Regions from separate parts of the Mus musculus genome. Here regions 1 and 2 are each linked to region 3. The links are chromatin loops, found by intact Hi-C in ENCODE. Cell type or tissue: heart. All regions are shown on one strand.

Region 1 (8,000 bases), 64 kb before region 3:
GAAGGAACCACAAGATACCAGAGATTCTAGATTCAGAACTTGCCTCCTCTCACTGGCAGACCACAGTGGTCTTCAGTAGGATTAGAGTCTGGTTCGGCTGGAGATGCTCAGCGGCACTACATTCTCTTAACAAACTGCTGGCAAGCATCTTTAAAGGTAGTAAGCACAAGAGAAGGCTCTGGAATTAAGAGTGACTAAGACACCCATGGTCTCCACCCTCATAGAAGGCAAGCAGGCAGACAGGAAGAGATAACACACCACACACTACCGAGCACTAAGAGAGGGCAGCACACTCCAGAGCAGAAAGGAGGAAAATGCCAACTCTGGGATAGGAGAGATGTCCTGGAAAATGACACCAGGAAGCTGGATAGGAGGGTTCTGACTGAGGATAAAGTCCAGGTGGAAGAAGCAGCAGTACTGGCCGGTGAAGGCTGGTAGCCAAACTGTAAGCTAACTTAATGTGGCCAATCCTAGCCCAGACGAAGGATGCTGAGACACTGAAGACCGAGTTTATGCTTACTCAGGAGAATGAACCTTTAATGGTCGACAGGAACACACGGAGGAAGGAAGTCATGTCCTTAATGTATTGAGTGTGCACGAGCAGCTCTTCTGTCCACACACACACACTCACACTCACACATGCACACACTCTCTCACATGCACACACTCTCACACATACTCATGTGCACACACACGCACACACACTCCTATGGCAGATTTACAATTCAGCACAGGAAGAGATTAATGATAACACAATAACAGCGCTATATGACAATATACATGCATAGCTTTGTCAATGTCTTATTTATCACACTTGCCCTTCTTCCTCTAATGATGAGAGATGCCACAGTCCCCATGTGAGGGCATGAAGAAAGGCGAATGAAGCACTGGGCTTCCACAGAAGTGTTTCTTCAGCACAGATATTGCAGTATCAGAGATGGCTAAGAGATCAGCAACACGGATGTGCTGGGCAGGGGAGGTCACACCGTGCTGGCTGCTGTTGGAAGTGTGTGAGTTTATCACATTACTCGTGTAGAGGCAGTGCAAAGCGTGCACAGCTCTCATCTGTGGAACTTTCCATTGAGCATTTTCAGACCACATCTGGACATGTCTCTCACAGAAAACAGCAAAATGTGGAACTGTGACCAGGAAGACAAGTGTGCAACACAACCACTGAATGCAGGCCTAAGAGCTGGTGGGATGGCTCAGTGGGTGGAGGTGCTTTGTATGCGCTCTGACAACCCAAGTTCGATTCCTGGGAACCACATAGCAGTAGAGAGAACCAGCTTCACACAGTTGTTCTCTGACTTCCACACACACGTGCACACATGCCCTACACACACACACACACACACACACTCACTCACACACACACACACACACACACACACACACACACTGAAATAAAGTTAAAAATGGTAGGCCTTATAGCTTGTCAAATATTTCAATAGGTCAACCAAGTGTTCAAAGATGAATTAAAGAGCTAAAAATATAATATGATAAACACATATAACATAGAATATTATAGATATATAAATATATCATTATGATGTACCAATATTACAGCTCTATCATTCATCCATGAAAGGATCCCAGTAACCCGGGTAGAACTAGAGGACACTCGCTATGTAGCAGTAGGCTGAGCACAGAAAGGAGAGCAATGCAGTGGATTTATCTGCAGACCAAAAGCTGATCACATACAAGTATAGAGTGAAGGTCCCTACAGACAGGAAGGGATGAAGGAGGGAAGAGTGAAGAGAGCAGGGGTATCGGCCACAAATATAGAGTTAGCAGGGAAGTGATCGGCTCCAATGTGGATCCTGTGTCCCCTGAAGGCACTAACAGGAGGTGAGAGAGCTTCTCAGAGGCGGCACAGTGGGAGGACATCAGGCTGTGAGGGGAGGGCCCTGGAACTAGACAGGGTAGACATATAGCAAGGGCCCAGGTGAAAGCCCCGCCTCTGCAGGATGCTTGGAGCTCTGGCTGGCTCAAGGCAAGAGAGACTAATAATCATGGGTCAAAACCTTGGAAGTCCTGACCTGAGATAATGTCCTTACTCGTAAGTTGTTTATTTTAGGTCTTTCCTCACAGCGATGGGGAAGCCATAAGCACTCTTAATGGAACTCACTGTGTAGATCAGGCTGGCCTTGACCCCATATATACCTGCCAACCTCTATCTTCAGGGTGCTGGGATTAAAGGCATACGCCACCATGCCCCAAATTTGATTTCAATGTTCTGGTTTTTTTTTTTTTTAAAGACAAAATGAGTTTCTATGTTTCCTTTTTTTTTTTTTTTTTTTTTTTTAAATCCTCTTAAATTAACCCAGTGTTTCTCCATTAAAAGAATGTAAAAGCACTCGGGTTAGCTAGTTTTACATCACCTTGACACAAGCACTGTCACCTGGGAGAAGGGAACCTGTTAGATCAGGCTGTAGGCAAGACTGGGAGGCATTTTCTTAATTAGTGATTGCTGGGATGGGCTCAGTACAGTGTGGGTGGGGCCATCCCTGAGCTGTGCTCCTGGGTTCTATAAGAAAGCAGACTGAGTAAGCCAGGGGAAGCAAGCCAGTAAGCAGCACCCCTCCATGGTCTCTGCATCAGCTCCTGCCTCCAGGTTCCTGCCCTGCTTGACTCCTGTCCTGACTTCTCAGTGATGGACTGTGACTGGAAGTCGAAGTGTGATAAACCCTTCCTCCCACGTTGCTATGGTCACGGGTCCATCAGTGTCCATCACAGCTGTGGTCACCCTGACTAGGACAGCACCTTTCCACAGAGTTAGGAGACTAGACAGCTGATTTTAATTATTGGTCGAATTTCAAAATCTTAACGCTTATTTTATTATATTCTGTTTGACAACCAGGAAATAATCACCTCATTCTTGAGGTCTAAGCCCAATTTCTGGGAGCTTGGGCTAACGAAGTAAATTATAGAGCCTGGCTGGAAGCGCCCTTGTGTGCAAGGCCCGGGAGAGTCTTGGCCGTTCCCTGAGGCTTCTGACCCTTCCTGAACACCCGTGACTCAAACTCCAGGTGAGTCCTGGCAATGAAAGTACAGGTCTCCTGCCGAGCCACTGGTACTGGTACTAGCTTCTACTGAGTAGAACCAGAATCAGTTCTAAAACTTAGTACAACCCAGAAACCAGAGAAGCCGCCACACTCACCTTAGTAAGGATGAACATTCTGATTAGTATGAACAGCACGCCGGACATGAAGCCAGAAAGAAGTGGCGATATAAACCAGGAGGCGACTGAAGGAATGAAAGGAATACTCAGTGAAGGTTAAGACTTGCAACACACCAAGGGGCAACGCATCACATATGTTAACACCCCTCATCAGAACTGTTTGCCATGCGTCAGAGCTCAGGAATCCCTCGCTCTCCCCGGGAACAAACACGGTCACACACGGCTGGTTGTGCTGCTAGGTGACTGAGGTTCCCATCCACCGAGAGTTTACAGATTAGTTCCTACCAGGCAAGTGGTTCTCAACTTCTTGATTTACATTATGATTCATAACAGTAGCAGAACTACAGTTATGAAGTAGCAACAAAAATAATCTTATGGTTGGGGGGGTCACCACAGCATGAGAACTGCACTAAAGGGTCTCAGCATCAGGAGGGTAGAGAAGCGCTGTGCTGGGCCTCTCACTTGCTTTTATCTATCCATGTGGAGCCTGGTGTCCCAACAGCAAGGTTATATATAAGGTGGGCTATGCTCCTTTAACTACATCCAGTTTGCTGCTCTCATTCCTCCATATCTAATGACTAAAAATCTCCAGCGTCAACCTCTTCCGGGTGGTTCCAAGTTTGTGCCACACCCAGAAACTATCTGGGCATTTGGCAACACCAGTGATGCTCTGGCCTGTGCCCTGGCCCCAGCCCCAGCGTCAGAATTCTGGAGATACAGAATAAGAGCGGGGTGTGGGCACTTGAATTGCTCCTTCCGGTAGTTCTACTGGGCTAGAGTTGAGAGCCGTTTCTCCAGAAGCTTGAGACATACATAGGTGATTTTCACGGTGGCCTGTGCCCCTAACTGGCAGGCCAGGGACCCACTATTGCCCGTAGCTCCTAAGAGTATGATGGTTCTAGCATCACAGTCTCAACAGCATGCAGGACAGAGATGGTCTTTTTAATTCTGAGTGGACTGGCACAGATGGGCCGCCAGGAGGACTCATCACTAGCTAAGTGTAGTTGGACTCCTGGGGGTGGTAGGAGGCCTGCAACCAAAGGAACCTGGCAGTGCTTCCCCAGAGGGCGGACATGGGCAGCTGTGACCCAGCGTTGTAAAGAACACTGGCTTCATTCTGAGCTTTGCCGAGACCATGAACACAGATACTGGGATGTAAGGCTCTTCTTCACGTGGGCCTAGACCTAGTCTTTCTCAGACCATTACATTGATTCAATTTGATAAATTTTCTTTTCTTGGCAAGAACAAATAAAGTACTGATTTTCACAGCTAGATGATGCTGTGATATTTTGAAAGGGTGGCGTTAAACCTGACATGTAAACAGTGGCCTTGCTCCGTTGCCTATACAACCCAGGTCTAAACCTTACCATCTGGGGCGGGTGGGCAGGCGGGGGGAAATATTATAAAAGGAACTCTTAATAAAACCTCCTCTAGCAAAGGAGAAGTGTATTGGCCAAAGGTAAAAGAAGACGGCCATTACCAATCTTGACGAGCTCCATCCACTGCACTCCTTTCGGGCCAATCGCCACGAGTGAGAAGCCGATGGTGGAGCCGACGATGCAGTGAGTCCCCGAGATTGGCAGTCTCAGGAAGGACGCGATCAACTGCCAGACAGCTGAACCTGTGGGCGGAGAGATCAATTAAAACTCCAGACACAAAATACAGTGTCTTAGCCACCTGGCAGGGGAGAGCATCGACAATGTACCCCTGAGTTTAATTCTCTATGAATTGTTTTCTTTACAAAACACTAATCATGTTGTAGCCACTCAAAGTGAGTGACAGCTCTCCTGTGCCAATGATGAGTCATTCTGCTGTGAAGCCGGGCCACACCAGGAAGGGAGTTAAAAGCCACCACGCACAATAACACTTTTAAAAGAGTATATGGGAGGAAGTTTTGTTCTGTCTTGTAGTCCATCACGAGACAACCAGAGATCAACCGTGTCGTATGGGTCCACGTAAGAGAGAGAAACATGCTCTACTGCCCTTTGGTTTTTGCCTCTTGTGTGAAACATAACCAAGACAGTTAACCTGGAGCTGGGCGTCTGCTCTCAGATCTTGCTTGTAATATGTGGAGCTCTCAGTCTGGCCTTGTGTTCTAGGCTTGATGTTTTTCTAGGCTATATAGTCACTGCAGACATTGTTATAAGCAGGGCATATATAAGAGTATCAGCTGGGCAGGGAGCACTGAGAGTGTCAGGCGGGCAGGGAGCACTGAGAGTGTCAGGCGGGCAGGGAGCACTGAGAGTGTCAGGCCGGCAGGGAGCACTGAGAGTGTCAGGCGGGAAGGGAGCACTGAGAGTGTCAGTTGGGCAGGGAGCACTGAGAGTGTCAGGCGGGCAGGGAGCACTGAGAGTGTCAGCTGGACAGGGAGCACTGAGTGTCAGCTGGGAGATATCCTTTTCAGCAGCAGTTGCTGAAAAGGGCAAACAGAACACAGGACAACAAAAGGGCTAGGCTGATAAAGTGGACTGTTAATCCCAAATGTTAACTCTGAAAATCAGGTTTCCTGGCAGCACAGTGTCCTTAAGCACCCCCCTGGCCTTTTCTTCAAAGATATCTGAGCAGCAAGAGAGTCATCTAAGGCCACACAGGTCCTAGTGTATGAGGCAAAGTGGACAGCTGCTTCAGCCAAGGCCGGGCATGCCGGCCTTTGAGTCAAGGTTGGGTGGGGAGCTATATACATCTCTGAAGTGTGTGTTGAATGAAGATAGAACCAGTCATGTGCTACCGTAAGGTGGCAAGACTTTGGGATATTGGACAGTTCCCTGGACTCTACCTCTGCGACCTGGGCCAGCAGTAACTGGCTGACTTCCACGAAAAGCCACAGTTAGGATCCTGTTTCCTAGCGCAGAGCTGGAATGGAAGAAGAGTGTTAACTTTATGGTTTTATAACGGTCCTATAAAGTGAACCCGGTGGTGTGGGCGGATGCTTGGAACTCACCCTGTCACACGTGGACTCTACTTTCCCTCATGAGAGCCCCCATCATTTTTCTTGCTGAGTTTATACATTGTAATGAGGTGGGGGTTGTGGGAAGAAGGAGAGACAGAGGGACAGAGTGAAGGAGCAGCATGAAGTGTGTCTGCATGGGAGTCAGGCAGTGCGTGGGAGCCGCCTCACTCTTGGAACTGCGGAAGGGTACAGGGTCATACAAAGGAAACTGAAGAAAGATATCCTACAAAGCAGAAAGGGACAGACTCTGGGACAAAGATACCAAGTGAACGGGAGGAGATGGGAGGCAGGCTTCTTTGAGGTGTGAGGCACTGTCTGGATGATTAAGTGAGGGGTAGGGGGAGGTATGAGGAAGGGCAGGTGCTGAGTGAGGACAGGAAGTGGAGGGGAGGAGGCTTGCCAGCTCTTAGTGAGCTTCTTCTGATGGCAGGAAGCAAGGCTTGTCTGCTGATGTGGGTATTTACAGGAGAGCATGGATGCCCAGGCTGGAATTCTCAGGTCTGGAAGCCTCATATGCAGTGGGCTGATTTTCTATAGGGCTAAGCAAGGGTCTTAAAGGGTCTTCTGTTGGGGAAGCTTAGGTGGCAGTAACAGCAGATTCTACTCCACCCCGACAGCAGGATGGAGGCCCCAGGTCTAGTTAGAACAGAACAGAAGGAAATGGAATGAAGAGAATGCAGGGAGAGGAGAGGAGACAGACAGAGAGCAGGGAGACCCCATGGAGGGGCAATCAGAGGCACGGGACAGTGAGGGGTCAGGATTCTCAACAGGGTCAGTGACATCTGAAATTCACACGGATCCTACTAATAAGGAATTCAGTTTTTGAATTCTAGACGAGTCATACAAATTCCCAACCAAGTGAGCTTTGAAATTCCCCTAACCACAAACCAAAAAGGAAACAAGAGCTGCAACCACCACCCCCAAACAAAACCAGAGAGGAGAGAAACCGAAGAGATCGTGTTATTCAGACAAACCCTCAAATTGCCTTGGTAAACCCAAAATCTAGTTGAGGTTTAAACAAAACAAAACAAAACCCTTTTACTTTTTGAATAAGGAGCCAAAGGCCGAGGATGGAAAAAGTGGAGACTGGACAGCTACACGGACTGACAGCGGTGGGACGCCACACTCCCTCTGTGGGGACTCAGAGGGCCTCTTAGAGAAGCAGAAAATCACCCACGAGGGCTCCCCAGGAGGAAGAGTCCCTACTGAGGAGGACTCAAGTCTGTCAGGGTCTCTATTTCTCCCAGAGTTTTAACACTTCTTCTCACAATACCTTAAAGCAGTGGGTCTCAGCCTTCCTAATGCTTCAACCCTTTAGTGCAGTTCCTCATGTTGTGGTGACCCCAACTATGCTACTTCATAACTGTAATTTTGTTGCTGTCATGAGTCATAATGTAAGTGCCTGTGTTTTTCAGTGGTCTTATGTGACCTCCATGAAATGGGACCCACAGGTTAAAAACTACTACCTTAATGAGAAAATTTTCAATTTTAATGGATTATAATGAAATTATAGATTAAATTATAAAATTGCAAGGTTGGTTATAGGTTAAAAAATTTAAACCATGATATATTAAAGAATATGCATATTCTTTAATAAATTTAACATATCCCTAAAACAACATTTCAATATTCTACGAGGGGTAACCTGTGTGCCAAGTATACTTTAAAATGGCTAAAAATTTGAGAGACTAGAAGTTTGCTTGTAAAAAAAAAAAAATACACAAAGTACAGTCAATGAAAATGGTATGGTAGACACAAAAAACAAAGCCAGCTTCAAAACAGGTAAAGACGGCACTTGTGGGAATAGCCATGGGAGCAAGGGAGAGAGTGCGCACACGTGCTATGCGTGTACACACAAGTGCATACACG
Region 2 (8,000 bases), 90 kb before region 3:
AGAATAAATGAGGTTCTCCTCTGAGCGTGGCTTTCTCGTCCCTCAGGCAGATTTCCTATACATGGGAAGCATGTCTGACCACACACAAAGATGCCAGGGACTGAGGAGTTCCGTTGTTTGGGTCCCTCATCACACACAGGAACCATTTTCTGGACATTTGACAGGAAAGTTGTCTTTTGGAGTGGGCTTTTCCCTCCTCTCCTGGGATGACATACAGAGTAGCCATCTCCTGTCAGATAACACTGCCCCCCACCCCCCGAAAGCATGACCTCACCAGACTCCTTCCCTGACTGGGACCTAGCTGGTGCAGTTGCCTGCTAGGGCTCAGGTGGCCCTTCTACGGCAGGGTCTGACCGCTGCCTGAGAGAGGCAGGCTGTGTGGCCTGCAGAGTGTTTGCTCACACAAGGGCTATCATTTTCTCACCAATAAATCTGAGAGGATGCCGAGTGTCGAAAGCAAGGTGCCATTTTAGAAGGAGAGGGTTTCAGACTTGGCAGTGGCCCTGAAACCCGCACACCTGGATGGTGGTTCTCATCCATTACCCATCCAGCTGTTAGGCGACATTGCTGGCACAGTGAGGAATTTGAAAGGTTTCACTGAGTGTCCCAGCTTGAGAACAGACCAGGTCCTCAGTGGGAGTCAGCAGAAACGAAGAGCCAAGCAGGTGAGCTCCACACAGGAGTGTAGTCTCCTTACCATGGTCATCATGGTGGACGGATGACTATGTTCCTGCCTGCTGACAGAGGTGTGGCTCACTCTTTCCCTTTCTAGTTTTGTGTACTGGTTCTGCACAAACACGGAATTGTAGTAAGATGTAGGGGAAACTACAAGCGGATGAATTGTATAGTTTTTATTTTTGTGAGAACTCTGAAAGAAAAAGACGTCAGAAGTAAGTTTTTGAGGGGCACTTTTTTTTATTATAAATTTAATATGCTTGATTAATGAAAAAAATTACAATGAAGTACCGTGAAAATGTATGTCAATATAAAAATATTAGCAGCATTTCCATGGTTTCGGGCCCTTAACATTTTAGTCATCCTGACTCTCTCCCACCGTCAGAAGAGAACAGCGGCTCCACAGGAGAACCTCGGATGTCCTACAGAGAAAAGGCCTCTAAGATCCCCAAGCCCAGTGTCCTCGCCAGTGCCTCCCACTAACCGTGAACTTGCAGCATCCGAGCCCATCAAGCGCTCACTGGCTCTGATGCTGGCAACAAGGATTCTGCTTTTCAGGTTGCAGGGCACGGCGGGGAGGGACACCGAGTGGGACTTGATATGTATGTAGTGTACAACTCTACACCCCCACTGCCGTACGCCATCCACGCTGGTGACAGGGAAAGGCCGCTGAACAAGCTTACCAGTACCTGGTGTGGCAGCCACCTGGCTGCTGCTGGTGTCACCAGGTTCACTGTCGTGGCCCGTGGGGAGGGGACAAGCAATGGGAAGATGCAACACTGGCACGTTATCCCCTATTTCTTTGGTACTTTCCAAGTTTCTCCAATCAAAAAGGTGTACAGGAAGCAGACGGTTAAAAGTAGTTTGAGTTTACCGTTGAAGCCATTGTGACACATGACAGTAACTCAGACCCAGCTCAGGAGCGCATTCTTCAGAGAGAGCACTTGTGAACACCTGTCCCAGGGTTGTGCAGTCACTCAAGGGCCTGGGCACTCGCCCAGGTTTGCATTAAGTATACTGTATCTCACTTATATTACAGTGTATTTAAAAAAGGATTTTATACTCTACACTTGCCACCACTGAAATCATTATATACAATTAACAGAGTCTTGCGGTCTAGGCAATGCCTCTGCTTTCGTTCTTAGTTTGCTGGAGATAAATGCTACCTATTCTAGGTACACAATACACATCTACTGTAAGTAACCGCACCACATCATGCCATCACAGCATCAGCTCGATGTATGCTACTATGTACAGTAGGTAGGTTAATTCTGGAAGATGAGCTGTGGCCTGGGTAAGCAGGGCCGGCACGAAGCCATCTGGAAGGCGTGTGGAAGGGTGTGCATGTGTCAGGGAAAGCAAGGGTGGGAGGTGTGAGTATCTTAGCCACGTCAGAACATCCCTCCAGCCGTCTACCGACTGGAAGAAAAGAGACCACATATGTACATGAGGAGAGCCATGATAGCAGCACTGAAGAGTCCAGCCACGGGCACAGTCACGAACCAGGCAACAAAAATGTTCCGGAAGAGGCGCCAGTCCACAGCCTTCCGCGAGCGGATCCAGCCCACAGCTACCACGGAGCCCACCTGGAGGAGCAGAGACATGGCAGTAGGAGTAAGGTCTACTTTAAAGGACGACGCAGAGGAGAGGAGACTTTCACAAACACCGACTTTTAGTTGTTTAAGACATCATCAGCCTGTATCATGTGACCCGAGCCCCACATTTGTTTTCTATGGAGATCATTTTATAGTTTTCATAATTTATGCTCTCACCCTGGTTTCTCTCTGTAAAGTTCTGAGAACATTTCTGCCGGGCTGCGTTTGAGGACTGAAACTCTTCTCCAGTCGTGCAGCATAGCACGCTCCCTACCACATCTTCCTTTCTACCTGTCAGCAGATGCTTGAGTCTTTGCCAGATACGATCCTCCTTCAGTTTTTAAATAACTGGGTTCATATTTATTTACTGCACGCGGGTGTGTGCACGCCACAGCACATGTGTGGAGACCAGAGGACCACTTCAGTCCTAGCACTCAGGATGTCCGGCTTGGTGGCAAACACCTTTCCCCCATCGAAGCCACCTCGAGAGCCTTGTTTCCTACTAGAATTATTGTAAAATCACTGTGCCCCCCTGCAGCTATGCAGGTTCCGCGAGTGCTGCCCCCATTTGACACACTTTCTAATCAAGCTGGAGGTTTCTGTACTTTCATTTGGATGTGGGCAGTTTCTCTCTGTTAGTTGTCTGGCCTTGCTGCACACACCGTCCCACTGTGGTCCTGCGCGCAGGACCTGCTCATACCAACAGCTCTTCCTTGTACTACTTATTGTATCACGGAAACAGAATTGACTATGTGCTCAGTGCAGGCACCTTGGTAACAGTAACATACATATTTATTAAGGTCTTATACAAATTAGATATAAATATCTTAATAAAATATCCCTATTATGCTATAAATATCGAGCAAGTTATAATTCAAGGTGAAAAATTAAAGTTTGATTTTATTTTACTTTACTTAATAACTAATTAATTTTTTTGAGACAGGGGTCTCACTATGTAGCTCAGGCTGGCCTGGAACTTGCTGTGTAGCCCAGGTTGGCCTCACACTCAAGAGATTCTGCCCTCCCTCTGGTTCTTGAGCCCTAGTGCACCACCATGCCCGACTTGAGAGTTAAGTTTGAAAGTTAGTATATGCACCTATGTGCACATAATGGTTTTACTGTGACATTTCCACATAACACAGGGTCTTCATGTTCTCTGCTATCCTTTCACTGGCCTCCATATTCCTAATCAAGTCTCCTTCCAGAGAGGCTGGAATTGCTAGGCAGGAGTTCCTCTCCATGTGACTTATATTCCATTACTGTGGAGAAGATGGCTAATAGGTGACAACAGCTAGGGAAGCCGGGCAGGTGTGACTGTTTATGCCTACAAAATGGCGGAAAGTGGGCAGCTGAGATGGCCCGGTGGGTAAAGGTGCTCACCCACACAGCTGCCACCTAAGGCTGATGAGCTGAGTTCAACCCTGGGACCCACCCACATGGTGACCACCGCATGAATGTCGTGCGCACACACACACAGTGAATGAGTAAATGGGAAATTGAGAAGCTAGCTGCCTTTTCCTTGGCACAGAGTAAGCGTGGAGAACAGGGAGATGGCTATCCTCATAGGCCACCCTGTTTTTTGTTAAGTATTTCAGTGAACCCGTGCTTCTTTGGTAATTTGTATTCATTTTTTTGTGGCACTATTGGCTGAACTCAGGATCTCAGTTGTGCTAGGGACACACGCTATCATTATGAGCCGCCCAAGAACCTTTCATTATTTTAAAACCTCCCGACATTGGAGCAGTCCCCGTGGGTGAGCAGTGGGGGTGCCAGTCTCTGCTGGCCTTCCTCCTGTGTACGAGGGAGGGGAACAGCAGAGCACCATGCCAGCCCTGGGTGGGAATGCTTCTTAACCTCTCTCTGCCTCCATTCCCTCATCTGTGAGGCTGGGCAAGTGCTATCTCAACCGTCCTTGCAGTTTGTGAGTGGGTCAACGTCCCGTTGCACTTCCAGCGGTGCCCAGTGGGGGTCGCCTCATACATCAGAGTCAGGTTGGTTGGTATGGTGATGTCTACTGATTGATTACAATTAGGAGGACCCTGTGAACAACTGGACATAATACACCATACCAGCATCAGGAGCTACCTCCTGACCCTCATTTGGAATAGACTCTAAGGCACAAGAGTCAGCCTAAGCGTCATGTGAGGGGAGAACCAGAAGCAGCCACATCTTATAATTGCTCTGAAATAATTTTTGTTTCCTTCTGTTTCTGTCCTGCTCTGAGGTCAGTTCTGCGCAGTGGCAGGAACCGGAGGGCACATCCCATGGGAACCTGCAGTCAGGCTCAGTGCACACACGACTTCAAGGGGAACTTGCAGGTGGGCACAGTGAGGGCACAGGCGAGTGGAAGCTCTCACTGGTGCTGAGGAGGCACAGCCTCAGCACCAGGTGCCTTGCTGGGGACCGGGAAGGATTAGAGGCGGGTGCTAGGGAAACAAACAGGCCTGGCTGTCCCACACCAACCACACGGTGTAGCTGCTTCTTTTCAGACCGACCTGCCACCCCTCAGAATGGCAGTCTCTGGCTGGCAGGGGCCTACCTTGCAGTGCGTGGTGCTGACAGGAAGCCCGATGTTGGAGGCAATCACCACGGTGAAGGCAGAGGCCAGCTCAATAGTGAAGCCACTGTGTGGGGGGGACAGGAAGACAACGTCACAGGAGCTCTTTGTGTGGCCTTGCCGACACCCCGTGGCTGCAGAAGTCTTGCCAGAACATTCTGTAAGCTGGTTGTGGACGGCTGCCTGAGCCAGATGACCATTAGGAGAACAAGACTCTGTTGCTCGCAGCAGGGCAGCGGGCTGTGCAGCTGACGCCCATGACCTTGTTTTCCTAGCATGTTTTCCAACCTGAAGTGTGCAACTGGGTCAGAAATTCCTGCTGTGCAGTAAGATGATAAATTACTCATTTCTACTGGGGCAAAGGAAAGACTAGGTGCTTGTTTTAAACAACGTGTGAACGTATTACAAAAAAGCAATCTTCAGATGACCAATTTAGCAATCTTCAGATAACAAATTTTTTTCAATCTAGTCTTCTAAAATAACCTTTTGTTAGGATGGATCTTAAGGATGGGGAACTGAAAATTGGAAACCAAAGGGAACAGAAATCCCTAAAATAAGTTTAAAAAAGAAACACGGAGAAAAAAAGATTTCCTACAACAGATAGTTCTGAAGTTTAGTTGTATTCTGTCAGCTGAGATCTGCTAGCTAACCTTGAGCCACACAGCCACAGGCTGCTCCACAGGATGACTAACATGACATCTCAGATGTGCATGCCCTGTCCTAAGGACCCTGGAGGATGGCAGGTCTCAGGGCTTGACTATCTGGGGTTAGGCAGGGGCCACGTTTTGGAGTTTGTGCCCCCAAAGGCCCGTATGTCAAAGTGTGGTCCATGGGATGTTGTGAGACTCTTTGGGAAGTGATATAATCTTTAGGTGGGGGTGTCTGGGTCACTGGGGCATATCCTTGAGGGGTGTAGGACTCTGGCCTTTCCTTTGTTTGCTTTTGCTTGCTGGCTATGAGGTGGATTTTGTTTTGTTTGTCTTGTTTTTCCTATGACCCAGGTTGCAGAAGGAGGACAAACTGAAACGGACCTGTGAAAGCACGAACCACAAGGACCTGTCCTATTCAGAACTGCATACCTTGGGTGTTTTGTATTGGCACAGAAAGCCAACAAGAGTAGGAGAGTGGATGTGGCTAGGGAGTTTGGAACAGGCCGGCCCCAGGCTCTAGTTTGCGCCTGTGTCACACTGCATTAGAATGACTGCGGATAGACTGGGAACTACAGCAGCCCCCTAGTTTGCCTTCCCGCTTGCTCCGTCAGGGTAGATGGCCTGGCCAAGGGGAGATAGGATGGGGAAGAAGCTTGCTGGTGGGGAATGAGGCCGGGAGGAATCCCTCTGCGCTTTCTCACATGACCATCGGCTTCGTGAGAGGAGCAGGAGGAAGATCTGATAGGCTGACTTCTGCAGTAAGGCCCACCTCTCTCCTAAGCACGGCCTCCTGAGGCCTCACCTGGGCCTCCTCACCTGGACGGTGTGATGGGCGTGAGGTCCTTCCCCATGGTCTGGATCACTCTTCTGCCCCAAACCCAGAGACCTGTGCAAATGCCAACTCCTCCGTAAAACAGCAGCCAGACTGGAGTAGCAGCTTCTTGTGTAACTCCGCCTTGTTGATATATCAGCCACAAAGCCACAAGGGGACCAATAGCATTGCTGGGGAAAAAAAAAAAAAAAGTTAACTATATATAGGCACAACAGTATACACAATATATAGTGACTTCTCAGTTTTTAAAATTAGCTAATCGTATTGTATTTGTAGCTTATGTAATCTACGGTGATAAATGACATTAAGTGAATATAAACAGCACTCCAGAAGACTGGCCATCTTACCATCTTAGGCAGAGTTAGGCAGGGTTCAGTACAATTACATGGTTCTGAAAAGGTACTTGAAAAAAAAACCACTCAGAGTAAATCTGAGCACCGAGTTCTTTCTCTCTTATCTTTCCCTCAAATCCCTTTCCATGTCCACTGCCATCTCAGCTCCTGACTCTAGCTGCTAGCTGGAGAGACAAGTCAGTCCTCACACTGTGCGGTGATGGCCACCACTGATGGCACATTCTTACAACTGCCCTGGAAGCCGGGCACCGTCCACGGTGCTCCTGCGGACACTGTTTAGACCATCGTGTGCTCCCCCACCCCATACCCCCGACACTGCTGCTTCCCAGGCCTCTCGAGGTCTGGCCAGAGCTTTGACACGTGGTTTTCAGGTCTCTCCAGATCTCGTCCCTACTCTGGTTGACAGTGTGTTGAGGGTCCGCATGGATTGGCTTCCGGGTCAGCTCTGCTCTGTGCTGGGTGGGAAACCTCATGTCTCTTAGCTTTGGACTCGTGTTGGAAGGACCCCACTTGCCTAGCTCCGAGGGTTGTCCCAGACAGGCTCATGGTAAATTGCAAATGGTTCTGGACTGAGTCCTGACAGGGCTTGATAAGCCTGTCCCCAGACGACTCTGCTGTCAGATTTCTTTTTTAATTTTTATTTTTTTAAACTAGATGACACTGTTTCAAAGTCTCAGTGAGTCTCTGAGTTGTAAGCGGTTACTCTGTCACCTTAAGCGCTCACTGCGCTTTGGGGATAGTCATTTTGTGCATGTTTTTCTGATCTCTCTAGCCAGAGTTTGAAGGTCCAAAGCTTTGTTCATGGAGGGAGTGCCCGCTGCTTTACCACACTGAGAGCTGCCCTGCTCCGTCAGACAGTGCCAGCTGGACGCTGACAGTGTCTATTCCTGAGGACCTCCAGGCTCTCCCTGCACAAGAGGCCCTCCGAGGCGTCCCGAGACAGGGCCCCCACAGCACTCCTGCCCAGATGCAGAGAACATTGTGCTGCTCTTGATTTTATCGGTGTCACCAGTGTTTCTGGGGACGGTGGCAGGTGATGGATGGGGACCACGTGCCACTGGGCCAATCTTATAAGGGGAGCACTGTCTTGCTGATCTTTCAGGGGCTGTTTTTGTTGTTGTAACTGCAGTGCTGTTATGACATGGCTTCCCACACTCGAGGCAAGCGAGGTTCACAGAATTCAAGCCCCACCCCAAAGAAGTTAAATATACAATATTTCCTCTCAGTGATACGCCTGTCCTATTTCTGTGCTCAGCACACTCCTCTATTCATCTCTCTAGGTCTGGAAACTTACATGCCGATGTCTAACAGGTACTCAATCTTTTGTTTGATGTTTGG
Region 3 (8,000 bases):
ATGAAAACAGCTACAGTGTACACATATAATTAGCTTAAATCTTAAAAAAAATGTTAAAACACAAATATAGGAACATGTAAAGGGCACAGTGGCTGGCATGTTTTATGTGCTACGTAAGTATTACCTATTTTTTTTTGGCACTCAGTTTTTACATTGTTTCATAAATGTATACAAAGCTTGCCCAACTAATATTATTACCTATAGCTTAAAATACGTTTGATGTTTTCCCATGATAACAAGTATTTATTCGATAGGTACATACAAGACAACAGTATATAAATGCCAAAGCAATTCTCAAAAATAGTACTGAATAAATAGGTATGGCCTTAACCAACATTGTATCCGAAGTGAGGAAACAAACTCCATGAAAACCTAATGTAGGATTCAATTATAGAAGTAAGCCTGGAACAGCCCTACACTCAAAGGCAAGAAAGACGGAGCTAAACTAAAGGAAACAGATGCACTTGCTACATTGTTCATTCCATAAATACTTTTCCTGGCCAGGCTCTGCACCAGGCCCTGGGGATAAGCAACAACTCATGCTTAGCACAAACGGACTTGTAATCTGTGGGCTGAAGGGCACTGGCCCCAGAGACAAGGGTTTCCATCTCAGCTTTTGCACTACGGGGATAGCACCCAGGGCTCCAAGCATTCTAGGTGAATGCTTCCACTAAGCTGCACCCCCAGCCCAGGGGTCCAGTTCTGAAGTGAAGAACGAGACAGGCTCCCCTTCCTATCATTACTTGGATGACTTACAGGCAGGAGCTAAGACTGTGCTGTGCTCACTACAGCTGTCACAAACGTAGAAATGGCACATATGAATTATTTAGTAATTTTTTTCATATATTGCAGGTTATTTTAAATCTACTCAGTTGGGTACAGATTATATATTAAGGGAATAGTTTCCATATTTCTTGATAAAAATGGTGTGATTTATAAATTTGTTGTCACTATTATTGGGATAGATAGACTCTGTTCAGTTCCAAACTTTGCCCAAAAGACAGTGAGGAAATTCCTACCACTACTCTCTCTTCCCTTTCTCTGTCTTTCAACTACCAACACCTACCCACAAATCTCAACGCTTGCAAAGTGCTTGACAAGGTTCATAAGTGGTAGTACGAGTTATTCACACAGAGAATTCACTCCGGAAGACAATTTGCAACTTTCTCTTCTCTATTTGCCTCCCTCCCCAAAGGCCATGTCCTCAAGTAAAGGGAGAAACCCTTTGGTAAATGTCAACTCACAAAGCTCTGTCAACTTTTAATTCTTCCCAGTGACTGACCATTAGAGTTACCTGATATGTAAGTTCCAATATGCTAATTTACCCACAAGTACAAGCTTCCAAGCTCCTTCCCGAGTCTGTCAAAACTTTCCAGCCACTTCTACTCTCTACCATCACCCTCACAAATCAGCTTTTGAACTGTTATGGCTACCTAAACCTTAAATGGTGTTTTTATAGTTTAATCTTACACTGGATATAATAAGTGAATATGTGTTTAAAATACTTAAATCCTAATTTAAAAGTTAGGCACAAGTATGCACAATACAGAAAAATCTAACATTCTTAATATTCAAATGCTCAGCGAAACCCCAAAACTCCTAGCTGAGTGTAGGAGGGGACACTTTTGATCCCAGCACTCAGGAAGCAGAGGCAGGCAGGTCTCTTGAGTTCAGAGATATATCCTGATCTACATAAATCCAGGCCAGTCAGAGATACACAGTGAGACCCTACCTAAAAGAGAAAAGGGGGGGGGGGCAGTCAAGCAAAATAAAAAAATCTAACAGCCTACAGCTTGTTTTTGTTTAATTTTCTTAGTTTGGTGTTAAAAAAATCATTTCACATGTTTGTTTGCCTTCAGTTAGGAAGTGTAGTAAGAAATACAAAGGACCCCAAATTTGAGTAACGGCTCTGTACCTTTGCCTGGTGCCCACCCTATCTAGATCAACTTCTGACCATGTTATATAATGGGCACTTAGGAGTAAGAAAAGAGCCACAAGGCTTTTAAAACTCTTATACACCCAAATGGACTAAACACACTTCTATGAACTTCTTTCTAAAGCCACACTAATTTGCTAAGTTATTCTGTGATCAGCACCCTTATTTTCAGAAGAGAAACAACTATTTAAAGCCAACGTTCTACATAGTGGTGCGAGCTAATCAAACTTAAGTATTGAGAAACTGAACAATCTACGCCTATGTAAGAAGTTCCCCTTGAGAATGAACTGATATAAAACATCTATGAACATCTGGCACTGTCCCGGCAAACAGGCAGCAAACACCACGTGTACTACTCTTTCTAATTCTCTAACTTTAAACTCAAACTAAATGGTTTAAAAATTATATAAATGATTGTGTGTATAATATACGTAAACGCACATACACTGATACTACAAAAACATGTTACTGATCCTAAGGGAAGGTGAGTTTGTAATAGGCAAGACAACTTGTGAAAAGTTACAGTCTAATTATTTGCTCTTATCTCTGCACGCCAACTCAAGAGAACCGCTACACTGCGAGCAAGAATGGTAACAAGAAGTCAGATGATCCCGGAGAACTTGCCCTGCTGGAATTGCTAAGCCCTTAAGCACGTGGACAATGGGCCGCTTTATTTGCATGGCCGCACTAACCTGGGGGGACCGACTGATCGGTTTAATGGCGAAACTGCACTCACTCATTAACGATCACCACCTGCCTCACCCTGGAAAACGTAACCTTATTCAAGTCCCCCCACGCAAATGGTGTTTTTCTTTTTTGTTCTTTTTCTTTTAAAAACACCCTAGCCATTCAAGCAAAGATGCGAGAGAGCAGTCGCCTCGGCCTCACAGCCGGGAAGATGAGGAGACCGAGAACCCAGCCAGCCAGCTTCGTCCCGGGAGCACGCGCAGACACCCCGAGACCGCCCCACCGCGGAGGAGCCTCGGCGCCCTCCGGCCTGAGCCCGCCGCTTCCCGCCCGCGCCGACCCGGGCCGCGGCGCGCGGAGAGACGCACCGCCGCGCTGCACCGCGCTGCGCTCGGCTCCCGCCACACGCGGCACGCGGTGCCGCCGCGGCGTCGGGCTCCGATCCCGCACAGAGGGAAGGAAGAAAAACCAATAACAAAACCTGGCTTCTCGTTCCCTCCGGAAACCGCGGGCCGGCAGGAAGTGACGAAGGCGAGGTCGTCCGGTCCGCTGGGTCTCGGCCCGCGCTCCCCGCCCGACTCCCGGAACAGCCCGAGCGGAGCGGAGCGGCTCGGCGCGGCGGCCTCCGCACCTCAGCAGCCGCCGAGCGCCCGCCCGCCCGCTCTCCCGCTCGCTCGCCCGCCCGCGCGCGGCTGCGTCACCGCCCCGCCCCCGTCCCGGCCCCGCCCCGTCCCGTCCAGTCCGGGCCCAGCCGCGGGCTGCGAGCTGCTGCGGGTCAGATCCCGACCTGGGTGTCTCTGCGGGCGGAGTGAGCGGGGCGGCTGCAGCGTGCCTAGGGTCCCCGGAGCCCGCAGAGACGCCGGCGGGAGCGTGCGGCGTCCCGTCGCGGGAGGACTGTCCTGTATGTCACCTGGAACAGATTGCACAGGCTCGGGGGAGGGGGGCGGCGGCTGGAGGAGGCCAGGTTTGGGCGTCAGATCTGTGTGCCACCTCTGCGCCTCCCGTTCCCCGGGTCCCTGTGGCCTTGGGATCTCAGAGCCACCACTGTCACCTGTTATTGAGTTGCAGTGCGTCAAAGCAGGATGGGTGCAAAAAGAAAAAAAAAATTACTCGAACGTGTACTGCGCAGTCCACAGGCCTCAGCTATGCTCCGTCCTCTAGGATGGGGTGAAAGCCTGTGACCTTGTTCCCGTCTGTTTTAGGACCTCAAACGTCGCAGTGCTTCAGAGAGTCAGGAGAATGAATCTTCCCCTCATGGTGTTTGGGTTCCGTTGTTAGAAATTATGTGTAGTCTGAATTTCCGTGAGAGAGTAACAAAAGTCCCACGTGAGAGGCAGAAAATAGCATTCCAAGCGAGGTGGCAGGTTCTAGAACGGAGTGGACAAACTTTAAAACTTAGGATAATGTCTCATGATTACCTGAAAAGGATTTTGTCACCCAAAAGGAGGTCAGCCTTAAACTAAATCCCGATGGATGCGTTTTTTGATGTCATGATCTCTTAATATGCGTGTTTAACCTGCAGCTTAAATCAGCTCCATCTAGCTAGCATCTTTCTAATGCAATAATAGTTTAAACATTACATCACCGGACAGCTGAGGGAAGATGTCAGTTTTCCCATAAGAGCCCAGAATGTCACTCTCAGCATCAATCTACTAGAGCATTAACTTGCCTGAAATGAACCAACCCCTGGACATTTTACTTTAGACTGAAGGGGAAAGGCGCATATCCTCACACTTGGTTAGGTTACACAAAGTGCGTGGGAGGCGTGGTTAAAGTACCTCCATGTCTGCACTGTGGACTCTGAACTCTCCATTCCTGACTCTTCCAAAGCGTGGCCTTGATGGTGTCAGGACTAGCAGGAGAGGCCTAGCTTCAGTGCAGACCCTTTAAACTGTGGGTCTAAGGAAACTCATCCACCCAGGACCTGTGGAGCAGCGGTGTTATTGCATACTATGGATGGTTTTATAGAATCTGTTTTGCCATCCTGGGTCAGCAATGGTTAGAAAAGCTTTTTCTAAGTATGATTAAAGTGTAATATAGTAGGAAGCCATCAATCTCTGGGTAGAAGTATATTATTCACACCATGGCAGGTGGACAGGGTTGTGTCGAAAACCTTCGCAAGAAATTAACCGGGTTCAGATCCACTAGGCATTAGGAAACATTGTGTTAATTTGTCAGGTAAATAATTGGCACTCACTCCGGATCCTAGTGGCCCCTGCCTTATTGATCACTGATTCTTTCCTGATTGGTTAACTCGTAGTTCTGAGGGCTATGACTGTTAACACTTTATGGTCTGTGCTCTCGGTACCATCTCCAGTCACTTAGGTTTTACCAAATATGATCATGGCTATTGCCATTTTAGGATCGTGGCATTTACAACGGTCTAAAGTGCCACAGGTTAAAGGCAGTTTTAGCATTTGGTCTTCCGGAAATCTCCGTCTAAAATAGACTGACTACTATAAATCAAAAAAAGTCAGAGAACCCTGAAATTGGGGTTAAAAGATAAGATTTGAACATGTGACTCTGCCACCTATCCTATTCTTCCCACACGACCAAAAGCCCATCGCTACGGCCATTAATATTTGGGAGTTAGGTCTACCCAAATATCTAGATAGTAAAGTTTTACGTCTTTTACAGTTAAATTCTGTTCATTGTTCCTTGACCAAAATATTTTTACAAGACCAGTGTTTATACCAATACCTGTAGCCTGCCTAAAACTGCCTGAATTACTTTCAGACATCCCTTTTGTGTTCAACATGGAGGAAGAACTTTGCCCTCAGGGAAAAATTCAGCTCTCAAACAGGAATAAGAAACCTTTATTCTTTTGCTACACTTGTGTTTATCACCCCTGCTCTCTGTGGGAATTTCTCCAAAGAATGTGTGATTATGACTACGTAGCAAAGTCACTTTTAATCTCATTACTTCTTTTTAGCCAGATTCAGTAAACCGGCCAAGCTTGGTCCAGCTCCCGATGGACAGGCATGTTGGAAGGTACAGGATGAGCAGCTAGTGTGCGCCTGTTCTCTTCTAGGTTGATGTCGTGAGAGAGGCTGCCCTCAGAATCCCAGCCCTTGTCTGGGTCTATGTTTGGAAGGGTTTCATTCCCGTTGTTTTCATCTGAGTGACTGCTACAGTTTGGAAACTTCAGTAGCATTTCAAATTCGGTTCTTTTAGCAATATTTTTGTATCTTAACAAACAGTGATAATAGTGTGCTCTGTGCCTTTTAAAGATTTATTTATTTTATTTATGTATGTGAGTACACTGTAGCTGTACAGATGGTTGTGAGCCTTCATGTAGTTGTTGGGAATTGAATTTTTAGGACCTCTGCTCGCTCCGGTCAACTCCGCTGGCTCAGTCCCTGCTGGCTCCGGCCCAAAGATTTATTTTATTATTAAACATAAGTACACTGTAGCTGACTTCTGACACACCAGAAGAAGGCGTCAGATCTCATTACAGGTGGTTGTTAGCCACCATGTGGTTGCTGGGATTTGAACTCGGGACCTTTGGAAGAGCTGTCAGTGCTCTTACCTGCTGAGCCATCTCACGAGCCTTAGACTCTAGAATAGACTTAGACTCTATAAATACTGAGGAAAATTGAAGCAGGGTCATAGTGTACCAATTTAGGAACTGCAGGCTAGCTTAGGGTAGAGAGCATGCTTAGTATATGTATAACCTGAGTTTGACACCCCCCAGCACCCCCAAAAATACATGCAAGGAATGAATGGCATGCATCTACTTCAAAATGTAAAGTCATTCTTAGCTCTAGGCCATGCAACAGTTAGTGACCACAGCTTAGCCAACCCTGCCTTCTCTTCTTCCTTACAGTTCCCATGGCCGGAAGTTATGGTGTGATGGCTGATGACGGTTCTATTGATTACACAGTCCATGAAGCCTGGAACGAAGCCACCAATGTTTACTTGATAGTTATCCTTGTTAGCTTTGGTCTCTTCATGTATGCCAAGAGGTAAGTAAGGGTATATAAGATACTGCTCATCAAAGCAGTCTGGTGGTTGTTGTTTTGTTTTGGTTTGGTTTAGCAGAATTAAGTGTATTAAAAATGTCTCTTCAGAAATCTTGTTCCTGGATGGAGAGGTGCTGTCCATGTGGGTGCTGGTGACAGGAGTTTGATTTGAAAACCCCATACTCAGTTCTGGGTGACAGACCTGTTGCTCTAAAGTTTGATGCTAGCACTTCTAAAATACCTGTCTCTGTCACCAGCTTTGATACACTGTCTCCTTGGAATGAGCACACTTTAAAGTATTTTTCACCCAAGTGTCTGAAATGCAAAGGTACTCTGATGCCCACGTAGTTAGCAGACCTCTCCTCACCGGTTTGACCTATCCCTTGCTTCTTACGCACAGCACTTGTACTAATTCGCATCCTAATTGCTTTAAGACCAGGATGGAAAGCAGCTTGCAGAGGAGAGCGTTCGTTTCAGTTTACAGGCCCAGGAGAGCATTCGTTCCAGCTTAAAGGCCACAGTCCGTGAGTGCAGTCAGTACAGGAACCCCAGACAGGAACCTAGAGTCAGGGACTGAAGCAGAGAGCATGGAGGGACACTGCTTATGGCTTGTTCTCCATGACTTGTCCAGTTTGCTGTCTTCCGCACCCTGAGACCGCCCACCCATAGTGAGCTGGGCCCTCCTACAGCAGTTATTGACCAGGAGAATGCCCCACAGACTTAAATACCGGCCAGCCTGATAGCAGCCAGTCCTCCACTAAGGTCCTGTCTTCCCGGTGACCCAGCTGTATAACAAGTTGACTGGAAACCAGCACACTACTTCTCTGTTCTTTATTTATAAAAATGCCAGTTCCTTGAGAACAAGAAATGGGGCTTTTATCTTTGTGTCATTGATAAGCCACTTGGTCCAAATTCTTAAGAGACAATTTTTCTGTCTTAATTTCTAGTATAGCTTAATTTAAATACTGTTTTAACTCTTCCTGGCTTTGTTCCCCTCAATCCAGCAAACAATAATAGAAGTAATTATGATGGTGGTGGTGGTGGTAGTGGTGGTGGTGGTGGTAGTGGTGGTAGTGCTGGTGTGGTGATGATGATAATGTGGTGGTGGCAGTGGTGATGAAGATGATGAAGATGATGATGAAGGCAGAGGTGGCTAAGGTGTATTATAAAGAGGAAAATCAGTATTCTGCTTGTAGGTATATACTTTGGGACATTCTCTACTGAGGTTTAAAAAGTCATTAAGTAATTCATAATAATTAATACTCCAGAAATCGTTTCTGTTTGGCCTTAGATATCCCTCTCCTATTTGTGCTTGCCCTTGTTGCCTGGTAGCTCTCTCTCAGTGGCTGGATTGTGGGCGTGGTGTGGGTGGAAGAAGGCGCCACACGTCATCACGGATCCACTTGCATGTGACA

What was found. Peaks named below come from ENCODE experiments on the same cell type or tissue, not always from the same donor. Only the 100,000 strongest peaks of a DNase experiment are listed, where the experiment ranks them.
Region 1: it touches region 3 in a loop (2.3-fold over the local background); 9 of 42 quality-filtered maps call a loop at or near these places.
Region 2: a loop joins it to region 3, with 7 times the contacts of the local background. A loop is called at or near these places in 11 of 42 quality-filtered maps.

What each region holds. Positions count from the first base shown.
Region 1 is chr8:22,535,606-22,543,605 of GRCm38, reverse strand. Slc20a2 (solute carrier family 20, member 2) reads right to left here. Exons shown (of 11, transcript NM_011394.3): 3 at 4,662-4,802; 4 at 3,161-3,246. Among named protein-coding and RNA genes, the nearest start is that of Vdac3, 54 kb to the left of the region's middle. In heart, a CTCF peak has its summit at 4,163; a DNase peak (open chromatin) is centred at 5,865; H3K27ac peaks cover 1,695 bases.
Region 2 is chr8:22,562,508-22,570,507 of GRCm38, reverse strand. Slc20a2 (solute carrier family 20, member 2) reads right to left here. Exons shown (of 11, transcript NM_011394.3): 9 at 6,294-6,479; 10 at 4,810-4,894; 11 at 892-2,261. The coding sequence ends at 2,088. Among named protein-coding and RNA genes, the nearest start is that of Vdac3, 27 kb to the left of the region's middle. In heart, a CTCF peak has its summit at 4,221; DNase peaks (open chromatin) are centred at 4,947 and 7,607; H3K27ac peaks cover 365 bases.
Region 3 is chr8:22,472,030-22,480,029 of GRCm38, reverse strand. It overlaps Smim19 (small integral membrane protein 19), which reads left to right and starts at 3,151. Exons shown (of 4, transcript NM_001146117.1): 1 at 3,151-3,524; 2 at 6,450-6,588. The coding sequence starts at 6,455. It overlaps Slc20a2 (solute carrier family 20, member 2), which reads right to left and starts at 3,330. Exons shown (of 11, transcript NM_011394.3): 1 at 3,105-3,330. In heart, no CTCF peak of the experiment used is centred here; DNase peaks (open chromatin) are centred at 2,679, 2,889, 3,239 and 3,329; H3K4me3 peaks cover 2,901 bases; H3K27ac peaks cover 2,408 bases.